2 separate regions of the Homo sapiens genome follow, and region 1 is linked to region 2. A link is an interaction called in ENCODE POLR2A ChIA-PET data of the cell type or tissue named here. Cell type or tissue: MCF 10A. All regions are shown on one strand. Region 1 has its middle 9.1 kb from the start of IFNGR2. Region 2 overlaps IFNAR2-IL10RB (IFNAR2-IL10RB readthrough).

Evidence for each region. Peaks named below come from ENCODE experiments on the same cell type or tissue, not always from the same donor. Only the 100,000 strongest peaks of a DNase experiment are listed, where the experiment ranks them.
Region 1: POLR2A ChIA-PET joins it to region 2 with 6 read pairs; 4 of 35 experiments call an interaction of 5 or more read pairs at or near these places.

What each region holds. Positions count from the first base shown.
Region 1 is chr21:33,390,358-33,398,357 of GRCh38, reverse strand. No RefSeq gene overlaps it. Among named protein-coding and RNA genes, the nearest start is that of IFNGR2, 9.1 kb to the left of the region's middle. In MCF 10A, no CTCF peak of the experiment used is centred here; DNase peaks (open chromatin) are centred at 1,247, 2,267 and 3,917.
Region 2 is chr21:33,283,222-33,291,221 of GRCh38, reverse strand. IFNAR2-IL10RB (IFNAR2-IL10RB readthrough) reads right to left here. Exons shown (of 13, transcript NM_001414505.1): 11 at 7,981-8,000; 12 at 2,961-3,118. It overlaps IL10RB (interleukin 10 receptor subunit beta), which reads right to left. Exons shown (of 7, transcript NM_000628.5): 5 at 7,981-8,000; 6 at 2,961-3,118. Among named protein-coding and RNA genes, the nearest start is that of IL10RB, 21 kb to the right of the region's middle. In MCF 10A, no CTCF peak of the experiment used is centred here; a DNase peak (open chromatin) is centred at 3,921.

The DNA of each region.
Region 1 (8,000 bases), 110 kb before region 2:
ACCTGTTTGCGCCTCTCCCTGCCTTCATCTACAACGCCTCCCCCAACCCCCACTCCTGCCATACCCACAGTCCAAATTCTACAACTTCTGGACTCCATTTCCTGAGAACTCTGTTGCCTTCTCTGACTACCATCTTCCACTGTTTGCTGCCATTTTGTGTCATCGTTGGTGTCCGTGGGGATTGACATAGCCAAAGGCAGGGCCGCTGACACCTGTGAGTGGGTAGGTGAGTGTCTTCCCTGGATTCAACAGAGCTGTAAGAGGTCCGAGCTCAAAGTAGGCCTTGATCATTACCAAGTGGGGCCCTGATATGTGACTTGGTGCCCCCTTGTTTCAAGAAATTCCAGGATCAAGGTCAGAGGAATTGGCATGTTAGCGAAAGGATGAATTCCCTTAGGTCTCCGGTGATGGGCTGGGTTTTTCTTGCTGTTTGTCATGGGCCACAGCCCCCTCCTTTCACCAGCCTACACTTGTTGCATTTCTACTTCCCCAGTGGGGCCATCATAAAACATCATTCCAGTAATGCCAAGTCTTCTCTAGTCTTTTGCCTCCTGTCTGGGACCCTCACAAGAGTAACTATTACACATACAGCATTCTATATTTAATTCCTCCTGAAAACAGGGAATGAATGATATCCTGATTTTTTTTTTTTTTTTTGAGACAGAGTCTTGCTCTGTCACCCAGGCTGGAGTGCAGTGGCACAATCTCGGCTCATTACAACCTCCGCCTCCTAGATTCAAGTGATTCTCGTGTCTCAGCTTCCCGAGTAGCTGGGATTACAGGCGCCCACCACCATGCCTGGCTAATTTTTGTATTTTTAGTAGAGACGGGGTTTCACCATGTTGGCCAAACTGGTCTTGAACCCTTAGCCTCATGTGATGTGCCCGCCTCAGCCTCCCAAAGTGCTGGGATTACAGGCGTGAGCCACTGCGCCCGGCCGATATCCTGAAATTTGTCAGGGAGAAGAGACAACAGGCAGAGAAAAGAAAATCTTCCAGTTCCTTTTTAACTCCTTGAAAAACAGGAGACTCCTACACTTTTTAAGTATACGAAGCTTTAATATTCCTGACTTTGGTATGTAGGAAAAGCACCCACAACCCCAGGGCCACAGCCCAGGGCCTGGGAAGCTGCCAGTAATAACTAGAAGGCCCAGGCCTGAGATTTTTTTTTTCATGAGTTCTCAGGACAGGACTTGTGTAACGAATCCTCTTGGGTTTTGTAATTCAGAAAAACTCAAACCAATCCCCATTTCCTGGAAGGATTAAGAGCCTATCATTTTTTCTGTGTGTTTAAATTTGCTCGCCGACTGGGTGCGGTGGCTCACTCCTGTAATCCCAGTGCTTTGAGAGGCTGAGGCAGGAAGAATCCCTTAAGCCCAGGAGTTGGAGACCAGCCTGGGCAACACAGCAAGACCTCGTCTCTACAAAAAATTTTTAAAAATAAAAATTAGCTGGGAATGGTGGCCTATGCCTATAATCCCAGCTGCTCAGGAGGCTGATATGGGAGGATTGCTTGAGCCGAAGAGTTCAAAGCTGCAGTGAGCTATGGTCGCTCCGCTGTACTTTAGCCTGGGTGATAGAGCAGACTCTGTCTCAATAATAATAATAATAATTTTGCACTCTGGGATCCTGCAGACTTCCAGGAAAAACCTGGCAGCTTGGGCATGAGTAGGAGCAGTTTATTAACCAAGGGCTCATGCTAGGTAGCAGCTGCTGGAAGGCAGTGGTCCACAACCTTTTTGGCACCAGGGACCAGTTTCGTGGAAGACAATTTTTCCAAGGACCAGGCGGGGGGTGGGGGGCGGGGGAGCAGAGAGGAATGGTTTCGGGATGATTCAAACACATTCCATTTATTGTGCACTTTATTTCTATAATTATTACTTTATAATATATAATGAAATAATTATACAACTCACCATAATGTAGAATCAGTGGGAGCCCTGAGCTTGTTTTCCTGGAACTAGGCGGTCCCTTCTGGGGGTGATGGGAGACAGTGACAGATCATCTGTCACTAGATTCTAATGAGGAGTGTGTGACCTAGATCCCCTGCGTGTGCAGTTCACAATAGGGTTCACGCTCCTATGAGAAGCTAGTGCCTCTGCTGATCTGACAGGAGGCAGAGCTCAGGGGCGAGCAATGGGGAGCGGCTGTAAACACAGATGAAGCTTTGCTTGTAGCTCAACCCTGTTCATGAGCAGTGGTTGGGGACCCCTTCTGTAAGCCACAGCCAGGAGGAGGCCCATGGGGCATCTGATGAGTCACTACAAGGCTGTGGGCAAACTGGGAGCTATGCCCATATCCTCTAATAAGAAGAGGTACCATTTATTGACCTCCTGCCCTGTGCTGTATATATCGCTCTGCCAACCCTCATAACACATCTATGAGGTAAGGGTAATGGCCATTTATCTTGATTTCTGACTGTCCAGAATCTTTGGAACGCTCTTGCTGTACTGGGAGGATTTTCAGTCTTGTGAGTATTTACTGCTTCCAGAAAATTCAAATTCCCAACCTCCCTTGCAGCCATGCTTTCCAGCCTGTGTCAACCCCACCTTCTGTGGGAGCCTCCTTCCGCTATACACCTTCACTGGACCCAGAATCATGCACGATTTCACCTGAAAGAATCACCTGGAGCTCCCTACACACCCCCAACTCCTTGACAATTTTTCATGAGGGACATCAGTTCCATATAACCCAAAGAATCTAATGTCACATATTCTGAAAGTGAAAAACAGTTGTTATTCTTACTCTCTTTCTTTGCAAACATACATATGAATACCCTTTCAGATACTCTTTACCTTGTTTATTGTGACTCTCTTTGCTTTCAAAAAATACATTTGAATCTTTTTTCCAAACATGTATTTTGATTTGATTACTGTTACTTTTCGGGTTTGGAAAGTGTGTACTTGAACCTCTTGTAAATCTTGTATTCTCTGAGTTTGTTCACCTTCAAGAGCATGACTTCCTCGTGTGTGTGTGTGTGTATGCATGTGTATACGTGTCTTGGGAAGGGCTTGGTCTTTGGCTATGCCAATATGTAAAAAAAGAGCCCATAGGCCGAGCGCAGTGGCTCACACCTGTAATCCCAGCACTTTGGAGGGCCGAGGCAGTGGATCTCACGAGTTTGAGACCAGCTGGCTAACACGGTGAAACTCTGTCTCTATTAAAAGTACAAAAATTAGTCGGGTGTGGTGGTCCATGCCTGTAATCCTAGCTACTCGGGAGGCTGTGGGAGGATTGCTTGAAGCCGTGAGGCAGAGGTTGCAGAATCATGCCACTGCACTCCAGCCTGAGCAACAGAGCGAGACTCTGTCTCAAAATACATAAATTAAATAAATAAATACATAATTTTTTTAAAAGAGCCCATAAAACAGAGATGTGAGAAACAGAAGTGAAGATGTCACCGGCTTCTGCCTGATGGGTGCTCATTTTATGTAGATTGTTAAGGAAATAGCAACAGTCACTATCTCAAAAACACCTGTGCTGGGCCGGGCAAGGTGGCTCACGCCTGTAATCCCAGCACTTTGGGAGGCCCAGGCGGGCTGATCACGAGGTCAGGAGATCGAGACCATCTTGGCTATCACGGTGAAACCCGTCTGTACTAAATATACAAAAAATTAGCCGGGCGCGGTGGCGGGCGCCTGTAGTCCCAGCTACTCAGGAGGCTGAGGCAGGAGAATGGCGTGAACCCGGGAGGCGGAGGTTGCAGTGAGCCGAGATAGCGCCACTGCAGTCCAGCCTGGGCGACAAAGCAAGACTCCGTTTCAAAAAAAAAAAAAAAACACCTGTGCTTGCCTTGCCACAGCAGAACCACACCGTAGGAATCAGTCTCAGTGAATCCAGTCCCGGTTTTGCAACCATACAGAAGTTGCCAGTCAGCGTTTCTGGTGACAGAACCACATTGCCACACTGAAGGGGTGCAATACTAGCCACAAATGAAGAAACTCGATGTTTTCACTTTCTTAGGAAGCCTGCCTGGGAGCACATGGGTGGCTTCCAAGGGGTTTTGAAATGCTGGGGCCACACTAAGGGACTTCACCCTTCCATGTAGGACTCTCAAGATGCAGGGAACCAGGCTGAGGATGCCCAGCTCAGAGATGGGTGGGCCAGTCTCTTTTGCCAGTGCACCCCATGGAGGTCTGGCCGGGCCCCCAGTTCTTGGAAGCTGGATTCGTTTCCTATGGCTGCGGTAATGCATCCCCCCAAACTTAGTGGCTTAAAACAAAAATTCATTCTCTTATAGTTTTAGAGGTCAGAAATCCCAAATGGGGCTGGGTGCTCATGCCTGTAATCCCAGCACTTTGGGAGGCTGCGATGAGAGGATCACTTGAGTCTAGGAGTTGAGAACAGCCTGGGCAACACAGCAAGACTCTGTCTCTACAAAAAATAAAACATTAGCCAGGCGTGGTGGTGGGCACCTGTAGAGGACTACTCAAGAGGCTGAGTTGGGAGGATCACTTGAGCCCAGGAGTTTGAGGCTGCAGTGAGCTATGATTGCACCACTGCATTCCAGCCTGGGTGACAGAGTGAGACCCTGTCTATAAAAAAGGAAGGGACATCAGTTCCATATAACCCAAAGCCTGGGTAACAGAATGAGACCCTATCTATAAAAAAGAATAGGAAAAGAAAGGGAGGGTGGTGGTGCATGCCTGTAGTCCCAGCTACTAGGGAGCCTGAGATAGGAGGATCTCTTGAATCCAGGAGGCAGAGATTGCAGTGAGCCGAGATGGTGCCACTGCACTGCAGCCTGGGCAACAGAGTGAGACTTTGTTTCAAAAAAAAAAAAAAAAAAGGAAGGAAGAAAGAGAGAAACCCAAAATGGATTGGCAAGGCTGTGGTCCTTCCAGAGGCTCTGGGGAGAATCAGTTCCTTGCCCTTTGCAGCTTCTAGTAAGGCTGCCACATTCCTTTTTTCTTTTTTTGAGACGGAGTCTCACTCTGTTCTCCTGGCTGCAGTGCAATGGTGTGATCTGGGGTCACTGCAAACTCCGCCTCCTGGGTTCAAGCGATTCTCGTGCCTCAGCCCCCTGAGTAGCTGGGATTAGAGGCACATGCCACCAGGCCTGGCTATTTTTTTTTTTTTTTTTTTTGTATTTTTAGTAGAGATGGGGTTTTGCCATTTTGGCCAGGCTGGTCTTGAACTCCTGACCTCAGGTGATACGCCCGCCTTGGCCCCCCAAAGTGCTGGGATTACAGGCGTGCGCCACTGCGCCCGGCTGCATTCCTTAACTCATGCTCCCTGCTTCCATCTTCAAGCCATCTTCAAACCACCCTAATCTCTGCTTCCATCCCCACCCCTCCTCCACGGACCCTCCTGCCTGCCTCTTCCCCATGCAAGGACTGTTGTGATGACATTGGGCTCACCCAATAATCTAGGATCATCTTTCCGTCTCGAGACCCTTCGCTTAGTCACATCTGCCAACTCCCCTTTATCATGGAAGGTAACATATTCGCAAATGTTGGGGGTTAGGTTGTGGACATCTCTGGGGGTCATTATTCAGCCTACCATAGGGGCTACACAGAATGACACTGGACAGATAGGTGGCAGCTCTCAGCGTCTGGACCTTGGACTCTTTGCCCCACTTCCATTTTGGCCTGTCCCCTTCACCCCTGCCCAGCGTGAGTGCGTGTGCATACACACACACACACACACACACACACCCCCAACCCCCCCTCCCAACACACACCCAGAGCCTGGCAGCCCTAGGCTGCCACCACGCCAGCATTCCCCTCCTCTCAAAATCTGCCGGCCTGTGGCCCTTATAGGGCTACATTTCCTGGGGCTGGTTCTTGTCCTTTTCTTGTTAAATTCAGTGTAGTGTTCAATTAGCTTAGGCAAAGCCTGCCTTCAGCTAAGGAGGAGGTAGAGAGATTAAAATTGCTTTCCGGGGCTGGGATTCAGGGCAAGTGAGGGTGGAAGGGAGTTGCTGCGCTTCTTGAATAATCTATCCAAATCCATTTATGGACAAGACTACAATTTTCTGGTTGTGAAAAGGTAACAGTGGGGACCTGGCCTGGGCAGTGTGGACAGTTAGTTCTACAGGAGGGAGGGAGAGGTTACTGGGACAGCAGGGTTCTTTATTTAACTCCTTCCTCTCCACAAGCAGTTCTTTCTGGGAACACATTCCCCTCGCAGAGGCTCATGCCAGGACTAAAGCTTCCAGGGCAAGCTGGTGTGTGGTCTAAGGATCCAAGTCTTCTGGGGGCCAGGCGTGGTGGCTCATACCTGTAATCCCAGCACTTTGGGAGGCCAAGATGGGCGGCTCACTTGAGGTCAGGAGTTCGAGACCAGCCTGGCCAATATGGTGAAACCCTGTCTCTACTAAAAATACAAAAACTAGCCAGGCATGGTGGTGGGCACCTGTAATCCCAGCTACTCGGTAGGCTGGGGCAGGAGAATCGATTGAATCCAGGAGGCGGAGGTTGCAGCGAGCTGAGATCGTGCCACTGCACACCAGCTTGGGCAACAGAGTGACACTCCATCTCAAAAAAAAAAAAGAAAAAAAAGAGAAGGGCAGTTTACAGGCACACACGTTTTGCTTTCAGTCTGACTTCTGCTATGGACAATGGCTATTTTTGCTTTTGTTAGGATTTGTACCTCTGTGGGGGCCCTTAGTATATGGACTAACTTAAAATGAAATTTTAATTGAGTTGGAACTTGTAAACTTAAATACACAAGTTTTTTGTTTGTTTGTTTGTTTTTGCTTTTAAAGACAGGATCTCTGTTGCCCAGGCCAGAGTGCAGTGGCACAATCATATTTCACCGCAGCCTGGAACTCCTGGGGTCAAGCCATCCTCCTGTCTCAGCCTCGTGAGTAGCTGGGACTACGAATACGTGCCGCCACATGAGCTAATTTAAAAAAAAATTCTTTTAAAGATGGAGTCGTAGTATGTCGCCCAGGCTGGTCTCGAACTCCTGGCTTCACGTGATCCTCCCACTTCAGCCTCCCAAAGTGCTGGGATTACAGGCGTTAGCCACCACACCCAGCCCATAAATTTTTCTAACTTTTTTGTTGCTGTTGTCTTTATAATAGTAGTACTTGGGCCAGGCGTGGTGGCTCACGCCTGTAGTCCCAGCACTTTGGGAGGCTGAGGTGGGCAGATCACTTGAGGTCAGGAGCTCAAGACCAGCCTGGCCAACACAGTGAAACCCCGTCTCTACTAAAAATACAAAAATTAGCTGGGCATGGTGGCACACACCTGTAATCCCAGTTACTCAGGAAGCTGAGACAGGAGAATCACTTGAACCTAGGGTGGAGGTTGCAGTGAGCCAAGATGGCGCCACTGCACTCCAGCCTGGGTGACAGAGCGAGACTCCGTCTCAGGAAAAAATAAAACAAAAAGTAGTACTTGTTCATTGTCAAGGAACTATAAAATACAGAAAAGTATAAAGAAGAAAAAACAATTCCTCCATAATCTTACAATACAGAAATGGCCAAAATTCATATCCTGAAACTCCTCAATTTTTAAGCACCAGCAAAACGGCCAGAAGGCAGCATTATTTCACCCTTTCTGAGAAGTGTGTAGAAACCACACACAGGACAGGAGAGGAAGGAACCTTTTGCTTCTCCTGTGTTTCCAGATTGTATGAAAATCAGGTTGCCTATAGTTTCAGGACATTCTCTACAGGTACAGTCTTGACTTTGCAAAGCCCTGAACACGTCTTGACCAGTGATAAGAGGAGATGCCGAATGCCTCACATTCACTGTCAGCAGCCCTCAAGCTTCAGCCTTCCTTGGCCAGCTCCCGGGTATAGTGACTTCCCAGTACAGTCATGGGCACTGGGCGTAAGCCATTATGTAGAGATTATGCTACATTTTGTGAGTGTTAAATACATCGTTAATGTAATGTCCTTTCTTTTGCAGAATCTTAAACTATTGTCACTGTGAACTTTCTTTTTATCTTGGAAACCTCAAACATCATAGTGTGTGACTTCTAGTGTATCCATACAAAACAGATCCAAGCAAAGCAAACACGAATTCATGTGGGTACCTTTGTGGATGAG
Region 2 (8,000 bases):
ATAGGGTTGCTGCAGAGGGGATCAGTTAAGTTAGAATGAGGGTATAGTGGAGCAGGGTGAGCCCTCCTCCCGTGACTGGTGTCTGTATAAAGGAGGGGCAATGTGGACACAGACACTCACATAGGGAGAAGGCTTGTGAAGATCAAGGCAGAGACTGGGTGATGCCTCTAGAAGCCAAGGAACGCCAAAGATCGCCAGCAACCCTCAGAAGTTAGGGTAGAGGCCTGGGACAGATCCTCCCTCACAGCCTCCAAGGAAACCATCCTAGTGACACCTTGATTTTGGACGTCTGGCCTCGAGAACCGTGAGAGAATCAATTCCCGTTGTTACAGCTGCGCAACGAGTGCTACTTTGCTACAGCAGCCCCGACAAACTAGTAGAGACGCCGTATCACATGGTGCCAGACCAATGGGCCCACTGACAGTGAAGGCGGGACCCCCCTGGTCGTATCCCACCCTGCACCACCCAGCAGCTGCCAGACTGGAAGAAGGACGGAGCGGCCTGTTGAAAGTGCAGGGGAGGCGCCAGCTTGGAGATGACACCTGGTGAGGGCAAGGCATTGTCCTCCAGCCCCTGGCATGCACCCAAGACCAACAATCATGTGGGGCTGTGTCCCCAGCAGGTGGAACACCTGCGTCAGGAAGCAAGCGCAGGGCAGGAGTGGCCCTGTTCACCCTCATCATGCCCAGTGACCTACTGGGGAAACCGCTGCTCCCTGGCCTTGTGATTTGAGGCTCTGTGGGTCTAGGGCAGGGCCAGCAAACAAAGGCCCACGGGGCAGATCCGGCCTACCACTTGTTTTTTCACATGGCTTTCGGATTTTTAAATGATTATATTTAAGTGGTTATATAAGTGACTACATAATTTTGATTTTTATTTCTTGCCAACAGAACCTCAAATATATATATATAAATTTTAAAATTTTTTAAATTTTGAGATGGAGTCTCGCTCTGTTGCTCAGGGTGGAGTGCAGTGGTGTGAGGGATCACTGCAACTTCCACCTCCCGAGTTCAAGCGATTCTCCTGCCTCAGTCTCCCGAGTAGCTGGGATTACAGGCATGCGCCAGCATGCCGGGTTAATTTTTGTATTTTTGTATTTTTTTTTTTTGAGACGGAGTCTCGCTCTGTTGCCCAGGTTAGAGTGCAGTGGCGCGATCTTGGCTCACTGCCAGCTCCGCCTCCCGGGTTCACGCCATTCTCCTGCCTCAGCCTCCCGAGGAGCTGGGACTACAGGCGCCCGCCACCACGCCTGGCTAATTTTTTGTATTTTTAGTAGAGACGGGGTTTCACCATGTTAGCCAGGATGGTCTCGATCTCCTGACCTTAGGTGATCCACCCACTTCAGCCTCCCAAAGTGCTAGGCTTACAGGCATAAGCCACTGTGCCTGGCCTTCTAAAATATTTTTTACCTGGCCCTTTAAGAAAAAGTTTGCTGACACCTGGTCTAGAAGGTTCCCAGAGTGGGAGCATTTCTACCAGGGGACATGAAACAAGGCCCGATAAACTTTAAGCCACCTCCTCAGGCCAAGAGACTGGCAGGCAAGAGAGAAGTCACCACTGTATCACAGTGGGTACCCGCCAGAGTCACTGGGCACCTCCTGGGACTCCCCTGCCCGATTTTGACAGCAAATTGACAAGTGCAGGGACAGGCCATTGCCTGAGATGGGCTTGGGGACCGGAGGCTCAGTGCTTTCTGGGATGAGGGCTGGGTCACCCAATCAGGTCAGCAGCCCCTACAGCACAGGCTCCTCCCGGGAGAGGAGAGCGGGCCCTCAGGGCAGCGGAGGAAGGAGCCAGCCCACAAGCATTCCTTTGTGGTCCCGACACCAGCAGCAGCGGTGGGGGCTGGAGTGCATTCCACTCATCTTCCTCCTGTAACCCTCCCCAGGAAACGAGATCAACTCAGATCCTGGAGGAGCTGCTTCCAGTAGATCCAAGTGGTCCCAGGGGTGACTGTAATGGAGGCTGTGGTGCCTTCAGGAATGAGGCACTCGTGCTCCTAGCTCCTGGCTGCTGCTGTCTCACCTCTCACCCTAGCTTAGGGCCCCTTCCTGGGAGTAGCCCACATCCAGCGCATGGCCAATGTGGAGTTCACACGCCCATCCCTCTTGCCTCAGCTTAGGACATCTCTAAAGGGCCACCCCAGCTCGAGAGGCCACATGGGATTGGCTGAGGCCTCTGTTGTGGCTGTGTGACAGCTCAACCTCTCTCTGCCACATCTGGCTACCTTCACTCCTTTAGGGTATTATTCCCAAGGATGTTCCCCATCAAGCCTTTTGAATACAAATCTCTATCTTAGAGTCTGCTTCCTGGGAAATGAGACCAAAGATAGTTCCTTTGGGTCCGGGCTTGGAATCTTTTCATTCTCTAGTGTCAGTGACTATCCAGAGTTTCATTTCTTAGGGCTTCTTCAGTCCTGTTATCATTAGTCAGGTGCATTGTTTCTTCTTCCTAACCCTTTTACAAATAGCCTTCCTAAAGTCCAGGAAACACTACCCAGAATTTCAATCGCTCTCGTATATTCCAAAACTGGAAATGTTCCTTTCTTTCCTCCCATTCTCTCCCTCTGGTGATTTCCTGGCATTTAGCCTCCAGTTTTCTCTTTCTTCCACACTGAGCTCTGTTTTTCCCCTCCTGCCCTAGAACCATCACCTTTGCTCCTCAGGGACCTGGGGCTTTGGGCAGTGAAGGCTGGAGAAGGAGCGATGCCCTAGGTGCAGAGAGGGATACTGGACAACCCCGCGCCCCTTTCCTCGGGGCTGTTCCTTCACCTGACATGGTTACAAGAGAATGGACCAGCACACAAGAGGCGTGTCTGTGTGTGTGTGTGTGTGTGTGTGCGCGCGCGCGTGTGTGTTTTCCTGGAAAACATGTTGTCTGGAATTGGGCAGCCCTAACTAGAAAGGAAAGCTCTTTCCGATCAAGGTTTTCAAATCCACATCTCACTCCATCCTACCTACCTCTTTCAGGTGCTGTGGAAGAGAATTCCTAGGGGAGAAGGCGTACTTTGTCTTCTTGTAAACGCACCACAGCAAGGCGAAGCAGCCGAGGAGTGCCAGGCAGACCATGAAGACCGAGGCCATGAGGATGACGGCCACCATCCAGGAGGGGACCGTTTCTGCCAGGGGTAATGGGCATGTTACATTCTTGTCACAGGTCGGGTCACAGTGATCCCAAGAGCATTTTAACCATCACAATCCCTGAAAACAGAGCCTGTACGTTTATCTTGGGGGACGTCTCAGAAACAGCAACTGGTTGGAGGACCCAGAGGTTTTTGAAGAGTTTCACCCTTTTCCTATCTTCTCCAAAGTTTGGTTTCTGGAATTATTGCTGACATACATCAAAAGAATAACAAGCAAGAATTCTGATCCACTGTACCTACTACTGGCAGTGTAGCAATGGGCCTCCCAGGTCTGGATATACCACTTCTGCCTTGACACAGCAAGTGATACTCCCCTGGACACCTGAGCCTGAGTTAAACACAGGCACCATCTCGTTCTATATTGAGAAAAACAGAAACTCTGCGTGAACAACTCTATCCAAACCCCTGCACTAAGCCAGGTGTGGTGGCTCACACCTGTAACCCCAGCACTTTGGGAGGCCGAGGTGGGAGGATCACTTGAGCCCAGGAGTTTGAGACCAGTCTGGGCAACATAGTGAGACCCCTTCTCTACAACAAAAAAAATTTTTTAAAAATTAGCTGGGTATGATGGCAGACACCTGTAGTCCCAGCAATTTGAAAGGCTGAGGTGGGAGGGTCGCTTGAGCCTGGGAGGTCGAGGCTGTGATAGTGAGCTATGATTGTACCACTGCACTCCAAACTGGGCGACAGAGTGAAACCCCGCCTCAAAAACCAAAACCAAAGCCAAAACAAACAAACCCCTGCACTAAGAGACTTGGCCAAACCCCAGCATAGCTTCTAGCAGGCCAAGGCCACACCCTTGAATTCCTGTCTGGAAAAACCCAAGGCTGCCTAAGGAACTTACCATTTGTTCTTCCCAGCCCCTGATGCGAGGCCTTGACCTCTCTTTCGGAGAGCATTTATTAAAAAGGGCTTATAGTGGTGAATCCTTCCTCTGTCCCTTTGAGACATGTATGTATCTCCCACAACGCAGGGATATTTTTCTCAATGATCTGCGAGCCATTCTTTTGAAATCATCAGGAAGTACAGGGCCTCTGTCTCCCTGTCTCTGTGGGAGGGTAGAAGCCTAGCCTTGATAAACACCGGTTCACAGACACAGAGGGCCTCACGGCACTGACCCATCCCCTTAGCTGATTTAAAATTTTTTTCACTTCCCTGATTCTGCTCAACTCCCCACGCATTCTTTCTTTCTACTCCCTCATTCTCCTTTTATTTATTTTCATTTTTGAGATAGAGTCTTGTTCTGTTGTCCAGGCTGGAGTACAGTAGTGCAAACACAGCTCACTGCAGCCTTGACTTCCAGGACTCAAGTGATCCTCCCACCTCAGCCTCCTGGGTAGCTGGGACGACAGGCATGTGTCACCATGCCCAGCTAATTTTTAAAATATTTTATAGAGATGGGGGTCCCACTATTTTGGCCAGGCTGGTCTCGAACTCCTGGGTTCAAGCGATCCTCCTGCCCCGGCCCTCGTTCTCCCTTTAAAACACCTCTGAGTAAATGGAACTCGGCCCTTTTCCCAACTCCAGTCATTACTGAATAAAATGTTTTGACTGCTTTAATTAGCGTCCTGCTTTGCTTATCTTTGACAGAGTCCAGGATGTCACCTGGGTTGCTCGTGGTCCCAGCTCCCCTTGTTCGGCTCCAGGTCCCTCCTCCAGCTGCCCTGGCCACCTGATTTCTCTGTGCCCATCCCCTGCCAACCAGCACCGCCCTCACGAGCACAGCATTTGGCTCTGAGAGGGGCCAAGAGAACAAACACTGCCCATGAAGATCATGTCGTTTTAAAGGGACACAGGGATCAAAGAGCCCTGACACAGCACATGACCCTGGAGCTACAGCAAGTGCAGTCACCTGCTGGCACGACATGGTGCTTGTCACAGTGCGTGGCTCACAGTGCACACTCCTTAAACGTCTGAGGGATGGAAGTGGCATCTGTATGAGGGAAGCGGCTGGAAGGACCTGAGCACTTGTGCCGCCCCCAACCCCATGGCCCTCGTTCTCTTGTGCTTTCATTCCCGCAGGCGGCCTCCCATCTCCCCAGCTCCTGTCCTTGCGGGTTTCAGCACTCCTTATCCCAGTTCTTGGTTCTTGTTTGTTTCATGCACCGGAGCCCAGAAGCGGTGCCGTCTGGCCCACACTTCCAGCATGTTCAGCTCAAACATGTGAGTCTGCTCTTGGTGATTCCAGGGTCATACGGCAGTGAGCTGGCTGGAGCGGCCCCCAGTCCACACCACAGCTGGACACGTGAGGTCTCCTTGGGATTTGACATCCCAGGTCTTGAGAAAGTTCCAGGCTCCTACTCATCCATCCATCCTTCCATTAATATTTCGGTAGTTCTCTAATTTGGCGCCCGGAGACTCATTCAAACAGGGATCCATGGGCCCCGCCCTGTTATTTTATTTTGGGTAATGAACCTCTGGGGCAGTGCTTGGGTCTCCTGGTGTCTCAAACTGGGGCATCTTAGCATCTTAAACAAGGACACATCTGGGTGATGGTGACATGATTCAAGGAATGCTTTTGTTACTCACCCCAGATGGAGAGTTCCACAGGGGGCAGGAGAGAGGACCCTGCTCTGCATAGGTTGTGAACTGTGGGAGAATCTACTAATCTACATCCTCCGTGTAAAGTTCTCTAACTTGTTTCAGATTCATCTGACCACACCATGAGGCAGACTACTCTTTCCTGTTTTATCCACAAGGACACGGTGCCTCAGTTTACCTATGGAATTAATCTATAGGTAGTAAGTTACAGGAAACATAACCTGGGCTTAGATGAATGAGCCTGTGTTCTGGTTGATCCTTTTCATTTACTAGCATTTGGGCAAGTTACTTAACCTCTCTGTTTTAGGCTGTTTTTGCACTGCTATAAAGAAATAACTAAAACTGGATGGCTGGGCATGGTGGCTCATACCTGTAACCCCAGCACTTTGGGAGGCTGAGGTGGGTGGATCACTTGAGGTCAGGAGTTCGAGACCAGCCTGGCCAATATGGCGAAACCCCACTCTCTACTAAAAATAAAAAAATTAGCTGGGTGTGGTGGTGGGCACTGTAATCCCAGCTATTCAGGAGGCTGAGGCAGTAGAATTGCTTGAACCCAGGAGGCGGAGGTTGTGCCAAGATCGAGCCACTGCACTCCAGCCTAGGCAACAGAGTGAGACTCCATCCAAAAAACAAATAAACAAATAACTAAAACTGGGTAATTTATAAAGAAAAGAGGATGAATTAGCTCATGAATCTGCAGGCTGTACAGGAAGCATAGCGGTATCTGTTTCTGGGGAAGCCTCTAGAAGCTCCCAATCATGGTGGAAAGCTAAGTGGGGGCAAGAGAGAGCAAGATGCCACATACTTTTAAACCGCCAGGTCTCTCAGGAAGTCACTCACTCTCGGGAGGACAGCACCAAGGGGATGGTGATAAGCCATTCATGAGAAATGGGCCCCCATGATCCCGTCACCTCCCACCAGGCGCCACCTCCAGCACTGGGGATTACATTTCAGCGTGAGATCTGGATGAGGGCAACATCCAAAGTGCATCACTCTCTGAACCTTCATGTTCTAGTTTGTAAAATGGGAGAAGATCCTTCTAATGCTCTCATTGAAAACTTGTGGGATTTAAATGGGATAGGTGTGTTTTAAGAAAAAATGAAAATGGTGTTTGATGAAAGCAGGTTTTCAATGGCTCATACCCTTTTGTTTTGTAAAATGTTTGGATTTTGTCAGTTCATGGGTGATTACTGGTATTTGCAAGCTATTTGAAATGTTTTCTTTTCTTTTTTTTTTTTTTTTGAGGCAGGGTCTCACTCTTATTGCTTAGGCTGGAGTGCAGTGGCATGACCTCAGCTCACTGCAGCCTCTGCCTCCTGGGTTCAAACGATTCTCCCACCTCAGCCTCCCAAGTAGCTGGGATTACAGGTGTGCGCCACCACACCTGGCTAAATTTTGCATTTTTGGTAGAGACAGGGTTTTGCCATTTTGGCCAGGCTGGTCTCAAACTCCTGACCTCAGGTGATCCGCCCGCCTCGGCCTCTCAAAGTGTTAGGATTACAGGCGTGAGCCACCACGTCCGGCAGACATGTTTTTCTTTTTGATCAAACTGCATGCCGCATGCCATGTTTCATCCTTCCATTGTCTGAGCTTGCTGAACCCTTCACCAACATCTTTAAATTATAGGAAGGCCTGCTGTTTGTATGCAGACACCTGGGCCTCAGTTTTCACCAACATGCAACTGCAATGTGTCTGCACATAAATATGCAGTGTTTAGGCCCATGGGAACCTTCTCTCTTTCCTTCTCCCGTTCCTTCCTCCAAGCTAGAAGTGATCCATATGGTGTGTGAAGGACTGTGTTGACATCCTGGATTCCTGCATATAAGGGGCCCTGAATCAGGCAGCACTGGCTGAGGACCGTGGTCAGATTTCCTGACACTTGCTTCCCATCACATGTCGGCAGTGGCTGGAGATGTGCCGCCTGGGGAGGAAAGACCTTTGGGGTATGTGACAGGGCTTGAGCTCTGCTGGTGGTCTTGGGAGGACTGATGAGCCTTGCTTTAGGGAGCCTGGGATGGTAGAATAAGTACTGCCAAGGGGGGCTCATGGAGGCAGACCTCGCTCCACCAGACAGAAAAGGTTTCTAGCAACTCCTTTGATCTAAGAGTGAATGAGCTGCCTCAGAAGCGGGTGTGGTCTCCTTCCTAGCATGAAGCTGAGCAGTCAGGGCTGAGAGATAATGTCAGGGCGATAGATTTCTGAACTGAGCTGGAATTTGAGTTGGATGCAATCATGTCTAGGGCAGGTGTCTATAAAGCTGTTTAGGATGCTTAGCGGAGGTGCATCTCAGGGCTTACCGTCATGGGTTGTTTGCTCA